Linked DNA regions of Homo sapiens: region 2 is linked to region 1. Evidence: chromatin loops called from intact Hi-C (ENCODE). Cell type or tissue: endothelial cell of umbilical vein. All regions are shown on one strand. Links, peaks and the distances in the headings refer to the core of each region. The heading gives the core; the rest is flanking DNA.

The links. Peaks named below come from ENCODE experiments on the same cell type or tissue, not always from the same donor. Only the 100,000 strongest peaks of a DNase experiment are listed, where the experiment ranks them.
Region 2: it touches region 1 in a loop (2.7-fold over the local background); 1 of 110 quality-filtered maps calls a loop at or near these places.

The regions. Positions count from the first base shown.
Region 1 is chr20:11,773,305-11,781,345 of GRCh38, reverse strand. No RefSeq gene overlaps it. Among named protein-coding and RNA genes, the nearest start is that of LINC00687, 93 kb to the left of the region's middle. In endothelial cell of umbilical vein, for the core only: no CTCF peak of the experiment used is centred there; DNase peaks (open chromatin) are centred at 3,045 and 3,415; H3K4me3 peaks cover 349 bases; H3K27ac peaks cover 2,187 bases.
Region 2 is chr20:11,682,719-11,690,759 of GRCh38, reverse strand. LOC107985384 (a long non-coding RNA gene) reads left to right here and starts at 3,394. Exons shown (of 1, transcript XR_004837567.2): 1 at 3,394-4,432. In endothelial cell of umbilical vein, for the core only: no CTCF peak of the experiment used is centred there; no DNase peak of the experiment used is centred there; H3K4me3 peaks cover 549 bases.

The DNA of each region.
Region 1 (8,041 bases), core at 1,264-6,263:
TCAGAGTAAAGCCTGGAACTCCTCATTTGTTGGTAAGATCTTTCAAACTGCTAACGGCAGACATTTCAAACTCATCAAAGTTTTAGAGAAATAAGGTAGTTTCCTTTCTGACACCATTTCTTTTTGCACATGCAGCATTTCACAAATGCAAAAACTTCAATCCTTACCCCAAATGAACATAGTGAGGGTGACCTTGAAAATATTGCTGAACTTGCCATTTACTTAAGCAGAGAGGATGCACCCCTCTGCTCCCTGCCCCATACACACCTTAATAAAATAACTAATGGCTTCAACAAAAAACAATATTAACCAGACAGGGTTAATGATTGAGGGGAGAGAGAGCTAACCATTATGATTAATAATGAAAGTTTTGGGATGAAAGATGTACACATATTCTGAAGTTGCTATGACTGTACATGCAAAACAAAACCAATACAGAGTTTTGTGTTTTGCTAAAAAGAAATACAGACTGTGAGGATCTGTTATGTTGAGCTACCATTTAGAAACAATCAATTTGAAAGGAGAAGTTTATTGTATATGACCTGGAATTCTTCCCTTCTGAAAACAGGTGCAGAGAGGCTATGTCTATGTGAGATGCATAAATATATTTTTGAGGACATTTTTTCTTCCTACTCAGATACTTATTTTTATTCAAGATTTTTACATTGTCAATTAATTGCTAACTTCACTCCCATTCTTTGCTGCAAGGAACTGCTTTTTCATTAATAGGAGGAAGAAAAGGAAAAAAGACCCCACAGCTGCCCAAGTGGTTAAACTAAACATTTTCTGCTATCAGCATCATCTGCCAAAAATAATGTCCAACATTATATGAAGAAAAAAGAGAAATGTATTTGGAGGTTTGAAAACAATCAAAACATTTTTGCAATACATTATTTTTTGAGGAAAAAAAACAAAGAGATGCTTGCTTTATATATATAAATCACAGCCACGCATATACAAATACAAATAAGTGTTTGCTTATCTTAGTTCCTGAATTCTTCCTTAGCTAAAAGTTCATTTCTCCTGAATGTATAAGGGTCTTTAGATTTCTAGAAAGCTCTTCAGTGAATGTATCAGTACCCTTATTAAGATTCTAATGGGGCCGGGCATGGTGGCTCATGCCTGTAATCCTAGCACTTTGGGAGGCCGAGGCAGGCAGATCACCTGAGGTCAGGAGTCTGAGACCAGCCTGGCCAACATGGTGAAACCCCATCTCTACTAAAAATACAAAAATTAGCTGGGCGTGGTGGTGCATGTCTGTAGTCCTAGTTACTTGGGAGGCTGAGGCAGGAGAATGGCTTGAGCCCAGGAAGTGGAGGTTGTAGTGAGCCGAGATCATGCCATTGCACTCCAGCCTGAGCAACAGAACAAAACTCCATCTCAAAAAAAAAGAAAAAAGAAAAGAAAAGAAAAAAAGGAAAAAAAAGATTCTAATGGTTACCTAAAGATTACAACTATGTCCCTAAATTACTATTTTTACTTTTGTAAGAACATGGTTTACACATAAGAAGATGTACCTTCAAATTTTTCTGTGCACCAATACTTTTCTTCTCCTTTTTAATTTTTTTAAACTTTAAGGAACAAAGAAAAAACAATTTTGCAATTCTCTTAAACTATAACTGTTTTATTAGTATATATTACAGCCATAGCTACTTAATACTAATTTAATTAATTAATATTTATTGTCTACAGAGTTCAGGAGACTACCACAAAACATAAATGAAAACCCGAGAAATCATATTTAATTGGTCAGCAGATTGCTCAATGGTAGAATACTGGTTTTTTTTTGTTTTGTTTTGAGACGGAGACTCGGTCTATCACTCAGGCTGCATGCAATGGCACGATCTCGGCTCACTGTGACCTCTGCTTCCCGGGTTCAAGCGATTCTCCTGCCTCGGCCTCCCGAGTAGCTGGGATTACAGGCGTCAGTCACCACGCCCAGCTTATTTTTGTATTTTTAGTAGAGATGGGTTTTTGTCATGTTGGCCAGGCTGATCTTGAACTCCTGACCTCAGGTGATCCACCTGCCTTGGCCTCCCAAAGTGCTGGATTACAGGCATGAGCCGCTGTGCCTGGCGGTAGAATATTTCCTTAAAATTAAAATTGCTAAGTTTGTCTTCTTTTCCAACTGTTACAGTAGGAAGTAATTATTTCTTACAATTCACCTTTGTTTTCCTCTTCTTTGGTCCTCAATTACAACTGATCTGGTAATAACTCCTGTGGAAAAACATTATCAAAATTGTTCCTAGCACAGAAGTTGATTAATATTTTATTTATCTTTTTCCATGACTCTTTAAAAACTTGTTTTTCCCATTTCATAGAGTGCTGTGTCTCAACGTGGTTGCCATTTTTCTAAATTCTACTCACCCACCCTGAAATTTTGGCTCAAAAGCAACTTTCTCCCAGGAGTTCCTTTAACCATCCATTTCCTCTCCCATGCCAGAGTGACCTGCCCTTCCTTCACTGTTATCACATAGAACATGAACAATACTTTCTGTATACCTTGAATTTTCTCCCATATTTTCGGCTCTGCCACATTATGTACATGTTCTTAGTATACTGCATACTTTTGGAAGGCAGAGCATATGTCTCATGCATTTCTGTATTCTCCACTCCATTCAGCAAAGTTCACTGTATAAAGGAAGCTCTCTGCATATGGATGAAGAATAAATATATTTATGGTACTCATGATATATTTCAATTTTATACATAGGAACACATTGGGGATTAGGACAGGGTAGATTTCAAGGTTTTTCATGAAAACTATAATTAATATAGTCTTAATATTCTGTATTTCTCAGATTAAAAAAAAAGACACAAAAGTTCTGGTGACATAAAGAACGTGAGTTCAGAACACACAACTAAAAAAGGAAACTTCCCAACACCATAAATACCAATCACGTTTTGTTTGTTTGAAATTTCCTACTCTGCAGTAACAGGAAAAGGACTAGAGTTGAGAGTTCTTTCGAGATACAATCACTTCCTGGTAAATATAATACGAAAATGTATTTTAAACTGCTATAGAATGGTGTTTAATGAATAATGAATGCCCTTGAAGGAACACAGGACAGTTTGTTCTAAGTGAAACTAAAATATAATTGAGAAACAGAAGTGGTTTTTTACTCGGTACCTCTGCTTTTTTTTATTATTATTATTAAAAGAAGAGAGATGCGGAATGTCAGGAATTGTTTGTAAAATTAGCACACATTCCTTCCATTCACACAGAAAACATCTGACCCACAAGTGGCCCCAGTTTGCTCAACCCAGTTGGCTACACTATGGATAAAGTGTCTGCTCTTCCAGAGCATCCTGCCTGCTGGAGACAGAACTCCGGGTAAGCAAAGTTGGATGGTTTTCAAAACTGTCGTCGCTGGTAGATTTACAGTCACAAAGAGGCTGTCATTAAATTTAGTCAGTGACCCTGAGTTTGGAACAATCCCAAACTGGTACTCTCACCCGGGAGTGGACCAACGTCTAAGGAGCAATTAGGGAAAAATAACAAGATTGAATTCTGGCATGTGGGGTGAGAGGTGAGTGGAAAAGAATTGAAATGCTGATTGGACAATGGTAGATAATTTAGTCTAACAAAAGAATGATTTCTCTTTGTGAGCAGTCATAGAGTTTCTCAGCAGTGTCAGCCGCCAGCGACATTATCGCAGTCGGTCTTCTCAAAGTTGAGAGTGCATCGCAGTCACCTGAGGATCTTGTTAAAATGCAGATTCTGATTCAGTAGGTCTCAGCTGGGGCCTGAGATTCCACATTTCTAACCAGCTTCCAGGTGACGCTGATGCTACTGGTTTGTAAAACACACTCTGATCTGAATAGCAAGAGTCTAGAGCTGCATTACCTAACACAGAATGTAAGCGCTGCAGGGGATAGTGAGCACCGCATTGAGATGAGCTGTAAGTGTCAAATGTACATCAGAGTTTTCAAAATTAAGATAAAATTTCAATACCAGAAACGTTCCCCATTTAAAGCACAGTTCAGTGATTTTTAATATATTCACAAGCTTGTGCAACCATTACCACTACCTAATTCCAGAACGTTTTTGTTAACACTAAAAAGAAATCCAGTACACTTTAGCTATCACCTGCCCATCCCCATCCCCATCTCCTCAGCCATCACTAATCTACTTTCTTTCTTTGAGGGTTTGCATATTCTGGATGTTTTGTATAAATAGGATCACATAATATGTGGCATTTTGTATCTGGCTTCTTTCACTTAGCATAATGCTTTCAAGATTCATCCATATTGCAGCATATATCAGTACTTTCTTCTTTTTTATGGCTGAATAATGTTCCATTGTATGAGTGAATACACCACATTGCATTTTTCTATTCACTTACAGACATTGGGTTGTTTTCACTTTTATGGCTATTACAAATAAGGCTGCTATGAACATTTTTACACAAATATGTTTGTGAATATATCTTTTCAATTTCTTGGGCAAATGCCTGGGAATGGAATTGTTGAGTCATATGGTAACTCACGTTTAAAATTTTGAGGAGCTATCAAGCTGCTTTCCAAAGTGGCTGAACCATTTTAGATTCCTCGTAGCAGTGCACAAGGGCTCTGCTTTCTCTATACCCTCACCAACACTTGTTTTTGTTTATCTTTTGTTTACAGTCATCCTACTGGGTGTGCTGTGGTATCTCATCATGGTTTTTGATTTGCATTTCCCTAATGCCTAAATGATGTTGAGAAACTTTCCACGCACTCATTGGCTATTTGTATATTTTCTTTGGAGAATACACATCAGACTTTTTAAAAAAAATTTAGAGATTTTACTCATTAGACTAATTTTAGTTTTACAGAAATATTGGGTAGATAATACAGAGAGTTCTCACCCAAACAATTAACCTTATTATTAATACCTTAAATAGTATAGTGCATTTGTTAAAATTAATGAACCAATATTGATACATTTTTATTCCCTGAAATGCCTATACTTTATTCAAGCTTTCCTTAGTTTTGGCTTAATGTCCTTTTTCTGTTTCAAGATCCCACCCAGGATTCTACATTACATTCAGTTGTTTTATCTCCTCGGGCTCCTCTTGGCTGTGACAGTTTCTCAGGCTTCCTTATTTTTGATGACCTTGACAGTTTGAGGAATATTGGTCAGCTATGTTGTAAGATGCCTTTCATTGAGGTTTGTCTAATGTTTTTCTGAGGATTAGACAGAGGTTATGGGTTTTGGGGAATAAAAGGTCACAGAGAAAGATAATTTCAGCATAACAATGGTACATATAATACTATCAACATGATTTATGACTGCTGATATTGACCTTGATCACCAGGCTGAAGTGGTATTCATCAGCTTTTTCAGCAAGATTATTCTTTCATAAAAAACAATATTGTTAAAGACTCATGTCAATTTATTTTATACTTTGAGGTATATAGTATTCTGTTCTCACATTGCTACAGAGAAATACCTGAGACTAGGTAACTTATAAAGAAAAGAGATTTAATTGGCTCACGGTTCTGCAGGCTGTGAAGGAAGCATGATGCTGGCATCTGATTGGCTTCTAAAGAGGCCTCAGAAAACTTACCATCATGGCGGAAGGTGAAGGGGGAGCAGACACATTACATGGCCAAGGCAGGAGGAAGGGGGAGTGAGTACTACACACTTCTAAAAGACCAGATCTTGTAAGAACCCACTACCGAAAGGACAGTACCAAGAGGATGGTACTAAACCATTCATGAGAAACCTGCCTCCTTGATCCAATCACCTCCCACCAGGTCCCAACTCCAATATTAATGATTGCATTTGGACATGAAATTTGAACAGGGGCAACACCCAAACTGTATCAGGGTATAATCCAATCCTGTTTTGTTACCAAAATTATTTCGGCGGTGCCATCGGACAAACTCCTATCAGTGTGAAGTTGTTTCTTTTGTTGTTGTGGGGCGTTTTTGTTTTTGTACTTCTTTACTTTCTAGCACTACAAAATAAGATAGGTGCAGGGGCGGGGGGGCGGGGGTGCACTAGCTATGAATGTTACTACTGTAGTGTCCTTTCCTATAGGCCCTCTCAGCTCACAGAGCAATAAAGTATATACACATATACCAAACATCGAATATACACATATCTGTAAATATTTCTATATGTAACCATCTGTATCTAAATTTCAGGTGATAGTAAATATACACAGGAGTTCATATTGATGTCTCCAACTCTAGTCTATTACCATAGGGATCATGTTAGCCTTCTCCCTTTGCTTATCTGTGAGCACCTACCTCAGCCATTCACTGACTTTAGTTATTCAATTTTAGGGTAAATTATAGCAGTGGCAGAACTGTTAACCTGTGTCTCCTTAGGGAACAAGTTTACCAACTAGAGTGCAGTTCTCTTGTAGAGTCACTCTTGCCTTTATCCTTAAAGGCTCTATACATTTTCAAAGTTACTTAGGTCAGCACCATTTTCCCCACCCCTAATGTTTGAATTTGTTTCATACATTTGTAATAAAGTTATATTGTGTTGTCACAATCTGTACTCTTTTGCTGCAATTCCAGGATCTTCTAAATAATCATTTAAAATTTGCACATATCAAATATCAGTCTTTGTGCTATTAATTTCCATGGGTATGACAAATGCATAATATCATGAATCCACTATTATAGTATCATACAGAATAGTTTCAACTGCTCTAAAAAATCTTGCTCTTTTCATCTTATTTATCCCTCTCCCTCTCTCAACGCTGGCAGCCACTGATTTTTTTTTTTTTTTTTTTTTGCTTTCTGTATTAGTTTGCTGGGGCTTCTATAATAAAGTCCTTAGACTGGTACTTTCTTCTAACAACATAAATTAACTTTCTCACAGTTCTGGAGGCTAGAAGTCTGAAATCAAGGTGTTGACAGGGGTGGTTTCTTCTGAGGCCTCTCTTTTGTCTTGTAGTTGGCTGTCTTGTCCCTGGGCCTTCACATGGTGTTTCCTCTGTGCATGTCTGTGTCCTGATCTCCTCTTCTTATGAGGACACCAGTCATATTGGATGATAGCTGACTTTAATAAACTTATTTTAATTTAGTTACCTCTTTAAAGACCCTGCCTCTAAATCCAGTCACATTCTGACAAGGGTTAGGACTTCAACATCTGAATGTTGCGGGGAACACAATTTGGCTTATATCATTGTGTAGTTTTACCTTTTCCAGAACACCACGTGATTGGAATTATATAAGGTATAGCCTTTTCAGACTAGCTTCTTTTACTCATTAACATGCATTTAAGATTTTTCTATGTATTTTTCTGGTTTGGTAGCTTATTTCTTTTCATGAATAATATTCTGTTTCATGGGTGCATCAAAGTTTATCTATTTATCCGTTCACCTATTGAAGGGTATTTTAGTTGGTTTTAGCCTTGGGAAAATAGGAATAAAACTGCTATAAATATTTGTGTATAAGTTTTTGTTTAGACATAAGTTTTCCAATAAATTGGGTAAATACATAGGAGTGCATTTGATGTATCTAATAATAAGACTATGCTTAGTTTTGCAAGAAACTGCCAGAGTGCATGTCAAAGTGTCAGTATCATTTTGCATTTCCATCAGCAAAAGAGTTTCTGTTGCTCCACATACTCATCAACATTTGGTAATATCAGTTTTCTGTATTTTATACATTCTAATAGGTGTACGATGATATCATTGTTGTTCTAATTTGTTGTTTAATTCCCTAATAAAAATGATGTTCAGCATCTTTCCATATGTTTATTTGTCATATCTATATCTTCTTTGGTGTGATGTCTGTTTATATTCCTTGCACATTTTGAAATTGTGTCGTTTGCTTTCTTATTGTTGAGTTTTACAAGTTCTTTATATATTTTTAATACAAGTCCCTTATATGTTCTGCAAATATTTTATCCAAGTATTTCTTTTCATTCTTGTATCTTTCACAAAGCAGAATTTTTTCCACTTTAATAACGTTCAACCTATCAAGTTTGTGTTTGTTTTTGTTTTTTTCATGGATCATGCTTTTGGTGTTATATCAGAACCTCACTGCCAAACCCTAGGTCACCTAAATTGTCTGTGTAATCTAATGATGAGTCTGT
Region 2 (8,041 bases), core at 1,376-6,375, 91 kb after region 1:
CTAGAGTAGAAGTCACCTTCAGAGCATCGGGTCTCAGATAGCACCTGTCTCACATAAATGAAAGAGCATGAGGTAATCTAATGCCAAATAGCCCTTAACTTTTGGTGCCCATGAGGCCCAGTTATTTTGTAGACTGGTTTGATAGAAACTCCTAAAAGCTTTATGCTCTTTATTTCCATGTTATTTTTATAATCAATTTTGATTACTTGGGTTCACCTGGATGGGTCTCTGCATCTTACATCCAAAGGGACTGACTGTATAACATGATAGGCCAAATGATCTGCAAAAAAACATTTAGACACTGTGTGAATTGATGAATGAAGGTTAGAAGTCCCAAAATAATCCACTGTTCAAAGAAAAACATTAATACTCCAACTTAAAAAACTGGTTAATGGTTGACTCTTCATATAAACCAGAGAGTTTTGGTGGTCAAATTCTTCCAGCCATCCTTTCCAATGTGTCCATCCATTTACTCATGGCACAAATGTTGATTGAGTGGGTATTTGCCAACTACCATGCCACGTTTGAGTTTCAATCATCAGTAGACTCAGGCACAATTAGATGCTCTCAAAGATCCTAGCAGAAGAGATAAACTACCAAATAATCACTCTGCTGAGTGATTAATTACATGCTGAAACAACAACTCAGAAGAAGGATGGACCAGTTTGAGATTAGGCTGTAAAAGCTGGAGTTAAGGGGAGCTGTCCCTCAGGATTGACACAAATTGATACAAAGCGTAAGTAGGAGTTCATAAGTGTGAAGGTCATGTGATCCAATTTGGATTTTTGCATTGTGAGAACATCAGTCTGTGGAGTAGAGGACAGATCAGGGAGGTTCAGAGGAAGTGAAGGTAAGCTAGCACAGTTTGTAGGCATCAGATCTGTGGTGGTGGCATTGACCATGAAAAAAAAAGGAATGGAAGGAATTCAAGAGTTATTTAAGAGTCTAACTCTGCAGAGTTTGGTGATTACCTATTGGGATGAGGAAGAGGGAGGTGTTCAGAATAATTCCCAGGTTTCTGGCCTGTTTGAAGGGAAGAATGGGACACCTTTTTTTGAGATAGAAAACTCCGAAGAAAAACTAGTGGGTGATAGAGATGAGTGGTTACCATGATCCTGGATTTAGTCTTGCTCACGTTGACTTTCAGGGGTCTTTGAGTGACATGAGTGAGCTAGACCTTACAGAAGAATTCTTGGCTAGAGATTAAATTTAGTGATGAATCTGTGTGTAGGTGTTATCTGAAACCACAGGCATGGATGGAAAGCATGGAGAGACAACAGCAAGGACTGTGTCTTTAGAAATGCTGATGGTGAATTATTTCCAAATGAGGGTGATCATGCAAATGAGATAGGAATGGAGACAGAAGAGAATTAGGAAGAAGCATATCTATCAGTCATGAAATTCAAAGGGATCAGCTGTCAAAAAAAAGGGAATGTTTGAATCCAGTGCTGATGAAAAGTGAAAAGTTAAGTAAGATGAGCCCTGACGTATGTTCACTGGATTTAGAGACGTGGAAGTTGATTGAGTACTGGGGAGAGAAGACAGATTGAATTAGATTGAGGAGTAGGGCAATCAGATAGAAATAAACAGATAACATTCTTTTGAAAAGTTTTAGTATAAAAGCATTTTGGATATCGTTTAAATTAATAGCAAATAATTCTCACCACCTGCCAAATACCAGGTCTTAATTAAGCATTGTGGAGGACTTAAAGTGTATGAGGTATATTTGTCCTTATCAGAAATGTAATTTAATATCTAACACAAGACATTTTCCTGATGAGGATATAGAAATAATTTGTGAAGAGATAAATATAATATTTACTAAGGTTTTACAACATTTCAAACATATCATTTTATTTCATGCACGTAGCCCTGTGGATTAGATAAATTAAATCTTTGCACTGTAAAGGAGGTATATGTTTTATGTCAATAATTTTAGATGTTCTAGGTAAGGAAATTTTAAAAACTAACACCTAACACATAAACATTTTTGATGTATTTTCTTTTAATAATATTCTGTGTAAATTATTAATATGACATTTTACCAACTGAACAGATAAGAAAATCAAGAATCAAACAATTTAAGTAGTTTTCAGAATGCCACTCAGCTGTAAGTTGCAAAATCAGAATTTGAAAATTATTGTTTGATTTGAAAATTTAGACTCTTCCTTCTCCTACCATACTACCTGGTGAATAAATATATGAGATTACCTGCTAGACAAATTGTATAAATTAGACATCCCTAAGAGCAAGGAGAATTTTGGATGGGGAGTGTCAAATATATTTCACATAGCACCTGGGGTTTGAGCTGGATCTTAAAAGACAAATAGGATTTAGATAAGGAAACAGCAAATTGTGCACCTTGGGCCAAATCCAGCCCACTACTTTTTTCTGTATGGTGTATAAACTAAAGAGTGTTTTCTTCATTCTTAAATGTAAAGTGTAAAAAAAGGTTATTAATCTTTTAGCAATATCAGTTGCTCCATTTTGCCTCTGGGTCCACGAAGTTTTAACTATTTACTATTTGATCTTGTATATAAAAAGCTTGCTGACCTTGATTTAGAGAAATACATGAGGGGTGGGGCCTCAAGTTAGAACAATGCCATCAGCCTATTTCTAAAGGAAGAAAACACAGGGGAATATTCTGGGGAAAGGGAGTGAACCAATCTAGGAAAGCAGAAGATCCATGCACTGTGGTCAGGCTCTCGGCTGTCTTTATTACTAGGCAAAGAAGAGTGGTCAATATTTTCCTACGTAAACATTTGCACAATTATCCTATCAACTAGATTTTGAGGCTCTCCTGGGCAATAATCATTTTTTTCCTACCTGTGTTTCCCAGTAGAGTCTCACACATGGCTGGTCACAGACTACTGGCTCAATCAATGTTAGTTGACAAACAGCCTCACATCATGTAGACAAGCTAGTTAATCATTACCAATGTCCTTTCCTCTTTAATTGTCATACACTGAGTCATAGCCTTTCCTCAAATACATCACTCTCAGGGACAACAAAATGTGTCCTTCAGTTGTAATAAACGGTGGGAGAGTGCAGGAGAGAAAAAGGTCCCAGCAATTTCTGATGCCGGATGTGCACCTAATTGCAATATTGACAAGAGAAAAGATGGGCCAATTTGAGTGTGCCAGTGTGATCTTCCAGCTGGATTATGCCATTATAAACAAGACGGGCTTGCCTACGTTGGAAATAAGGATGTTCAGTTTGCAGTAAATTCTGTTCAGAGCCCAAAGTTGAGCCCAGGGACCCCAGCAGCATAATCAAGGCCGTGATTGATGAGATGTCAGCGACTGTTAGACATAGTGTGTGACGCATCCAGTCACGGGGGACCTGAGTGTTTGTCATAATGTCACAGCACCTGCTGCTGCTGCTACCTTGGGGTGTTGGGAAAAGGGATGCGCCTGACGTGGCCGTCCCCTCCCCCAGCGCCCCGCAAGTGTTCGAGAGGAAGGCCGCGGGGGTATCTGCCATCAGGAAAGACAAAATGGAGCCACGCAGGGGAAAGCAGCATGGGGTGGGGGAAGGTGGCACGTTTCCGGCGCAGGGAGAGGAAGAACAGGTGCTCCTCCAAGGAAGACTGCCGCTGCTCCCCGGGCCCTGGCAGCCTGCCCCGCCGCAGAGCTGCGCGCACGCCGGCCTCCTGGCAGCGGAGCCCGCGGCGGAACCACCACAGCGAAGCATTCTGTCCCCTCGCAGCTGCTCTCCCAAAAACTACAGGTCCTCCAGGAGGCCGAGATAAACCTACGCGCAGCCTTGTCTTCCGGGAGAGGAGAGTGCCTGTTTCCCTACGCGAAATGATGTTTAAGATCCCTGCCCGAGCCCCCAGTCCCGCAGTTAAGCATCAACTGGCCGCCTAACGGGATTGTTCTTCCGCTTGGCATTTGCAAGGGATGGATTTTTCTCCGTTCTCTCCTCTGCCAAGTTTGCCTCCTCTGAGGCTCTCTGGGAGGGTATTTGTAACTCTGCAGTTCAGTTTGAGGAAGGAAAAAAAAATAAGACAATTTTCCAAAGCAATCGTGTGGTCTTTAAAATATTGTTATGTAAATGAATCTAATGTGTCTCTAAATTCATTAAGTGGGTTGGAGGGTTACTAGCCCTGGAGGGCCCCAGCGAAATTGGCAGAGACATTTTCACTGTCTAGGTTGTGGTTGTTGACCTTTTCTTCTGTCTTGCTTACCCTTTCCTAGGGAGGAGGCAGGAACTCGAGGGGCTTATCGGAGTGGCAGAAGGAAAGCCCCCACTGAAAATGCCTGTTATGCGCCTTCTGGGAACCGTCCTCCTCTTTCACTTCCTCCCAGCCCCAGCTGGAATTCCCAAATGTAGCCTAAACCAGTACCATACCTGCTAGACAAATTGTATAAATTAGACATCCCTAAGAGGGAGGAGAATTTTGGATGGGGAGCAAATAAAGGAAAAGGAAGCTGCCAAAACAGTGAGTCTTGGTCAGAATTTCACAGTCATTTCTCAGGTCTGGGTTGGAGGATGTAAACACAGGGGAAGTCAAGACAGATTGTTGCCATCCTAGCTACTTTTTGTAATTGGGAAGCATGTAAAGATTGACTCCTTTTTCTTGCGTCCTTCAAAGAGCACGAAAAGTGGGGCAGTAAGTATTCAAAAGCATCTGTTTCCTGCCTGAACCCCTCTGAGTACCAGAGGGGGCCAGCAGAAGAACCTGCCATGGTCCGTAAACATGCAGGGAAGGCTGTGACATAGGAAGCCAGGCCCACAGCTGAGCCTCCCAAGGATGAAGATAGGCATTCATCGAAAAACTGTTTTTGTGTTTCTTCCAGTACTGCTACTTTTTAAGTATAATTTACATACAATAAAATGCAGATTTTTAAGTATACTGATCTATGGATTTTGACAAGTATGTACACCCATGGAACCCACCACCCATCAAGAAACAGAACTTAGGCCGGGCATGGTGGCTCACGCCTGTAATCCCAGCACTTTGGGAGGACGAGGCAGGCGGATCACCTGAGGTCAGGAGTTCAAGACCAGCCTGACCAATATATAGTGAAACCCCATCTCTACTAAAAAAAAATACAAAAATTAGCTCGGTATGGTGGCACATGCCTGTAAGTCCCAGCTACTTGGGAAGCTGAAGCAGGAGAATCGGTTGAACATGGGAGACGGAGGTTGCAGTGAGCCGTGAGCCGTGATTGCACCACTGCACTCCAGCCTGGGTGACAGAATAAGACTCTGTCTCTAAAAAAAAAAAAAAAAAGAACTTGTTCATCACTGCAGCAGATTCCCTCGTGCCCTTTGTTTCAATCTTCCTCTCATCAAAGGACACCTCTGATGGATCTGCCTTCTGTCATTACAGATTAGTTTGCATTTTCTAATGTCATATTAATGAAACTACACAGTATGTAGTCATTTTCTGGCTTTGTTTGCTTAGAATGATGTTTTTGAAGATCACCCATGTAGGAACATATATCGAGAGCATCTATATGTAGTTTGTTTCATTTTATTGGTGAGTAACATTCCATGATATGGTTATACCGCCATTTGTTTATGCATTCATCTGTTGATAGACATTTGGGCTGTATATTGGTTTGTGGCTCTTATGAGTAAAGTTGCAATGAATATTCTTTTAGATTTATCTGGATGGATGTATCTTTTCAGTTCTCTTGGATAAATACCTGGGAGTGAAATTGATGGGTCATAGGGTAGGTGAACGAATTTAACATTATTGGGAACTGCCAAACAATTTAGCAAAAGGTTTGCACCATTTATCATTCCATCACAGCAGTATTTGAGAGTTCCAGCTGCTCCACATCTCCTCCAATTACAGTATTGGTATTGCTAGTCTTGTTTGCTTTAGCCATTGTAGTAGGTGAGAAGTAGTATCTGATTTCAGCCAAACATTTTCAAAGCAGTCATTTTCCTGGGGACCTATTGCTGAATTCTAGCAGATTTTTAGCTGGGCTATGAAAGGTAGAATTACAATAGGAAAAAGGTTTATATTTAGAGTCAGTCTGCATATTCATATTTTTAAAAGAAAACCTCTAAGCAGCAATTTGAGTTTAATATTTCTCCCCAGAAGTCTAGTTTCCTTAACAGCTGTTTATAAATATTTACCTTCACATTTTTAATGACGACAATGTATATAGCACAAATACCAGGAGCTTTAAGGTATAAATATTCAACACAGAGGTTTCCAGTTGTTTCTATGTAGGACACAGAGACCTGTCTTCACATACAGGTCTATGGAAGGCTTGCTGGCAGTAAAGGTGGATAAGAACTGATGCCCTAGAGAATAAACTTCCCTGGTTTGGGTCTTTTCTTTGCCAGGGGTGTGATTTAAGGCAAGTTATCTTGCCTCTGTAATGTATCATAATATCTGATATGGTTTGACTGTGTCCCCACCCAAATCTCATCTTGAATTGTAATCCCCATAATCCCCATGTGTCATAGGAAGGACCCAGTGGGAAATGATTGGATCATGGGGACGGTTTCCCCCATGCTGTTCTCGTGATGGTGAGTGAGTTCTCAGGAGATCTGATGGTTTTATAAGCATCTGGCATTTCCTCTGCTTGCACTCACTCTCTCTCCTTTCGCCTTGTGAGGAAGGTGCCTGCTTTCGCTTCATCTTCCACCATGATTGTAAGTTTCCTGACGCCTCTCCAGCCATGCAGAACTGTGAGTCAATTTAACCTCTTTTCTTTATAAATTACCCAGTTTCGCCAGTCTCAGGCATTTCTTTATTGCAGCATGAGAACAGACTAAAAAAATACCCTCCTCCATAAACTGGGATAATCATATATCTACCTCCTGGGCATGCATCTAAAACTTGAAACCACTGCCTGGCACATGGGAAATGCACAATAAATGCAAAAACATTCAAAAAAGCTAATTTTTAAAAGTGATTTGCCCTCTATCATTCTCCTTTTCTCCATTGAACATAACTGCAGGGCTGATCTGGCATCTCAAGGCCACCTGGAATGAAGTGCTGAGTCTAAGGGTCCATAGGCAGCTGGCATGTGATGTGATTCCAAGCTTCTAAAGAAATGCTCAGGAGAAATATATCTCTGGAAATGGGACCTGGAGGGATTTGTGTAGCCTTTGATATTTCATGCACACTTCAGTGAAGCTCCTGAAATTGTGTACAAAACTCATAGGATTTTTTTTTTTTAACCTGTAGCTTGCAGCAGATTCTCCAAGGAGACTGGGACCTCAGGGTCTTTTGGATCCACTGCAAAATAAGGTAGGACCATTGAAGGGTATGGAACAGATTTTGGAAAAAGAGAGTATTAGGATTGAGCTTCAGTTCTGCAACTTTTCAGCTAGTTGTTTCTGACCAAGTTACTCAATTACTCTAAGTCTCAGTTTCCATATCTTTGAAGTTGACATCATAGTATTTTGTATCTCACAGGGTTACTGAGAGGAATAAAAAGATGACATGGGCTGGGTGCAGTGGCTCACGCCTGTAATCCCAGCAATTTGGGAGGCCGAGGCGGGCAGATTGCCTGAGGTCATGAGTTCGAGACCAGCCTGGCTAACATGGTGAAGCCTCATCTCTACTAAAAATACAAAAAAATTAGACAGGTGTGGTGGCGCACGCCTGTAAGTCCCAGCTACTCGGTGGGGCTGAGGCAGGAGAATTGCTGGAATCCGAGACGCAGAGGTTGCAGTGAGCCGAGATGGTGCCACTGCACTCCAGCATGCATGACAGAGCAAGACTCCGTCTCAAAAAAAAAAAAGAAAAAAAAAAAGACATGATTGACATTCAGGAACTGGAACCTAGTAAGTGCCAAACAAATATTAGTTCCCTCCCCATTCACTGACCTAGATTATAGAAAGCAGGCTTAGCCTCTGTTAAATTGCAAATGACTTTGGGAAAGATAATAAATTAATTAGCCATTCTTGCCTTAGTATGAATGTACCAAATGTTTTCTTTAAAACAGAAATCTTGCCTCAAATATTAACAGACCACAGAAAAGAAAATATACAAAGACAAAATTACTTCCATTTAGAGAATTCCCTTAAACAATAATATTAAATTAATGGATAAATTTTGAGACCT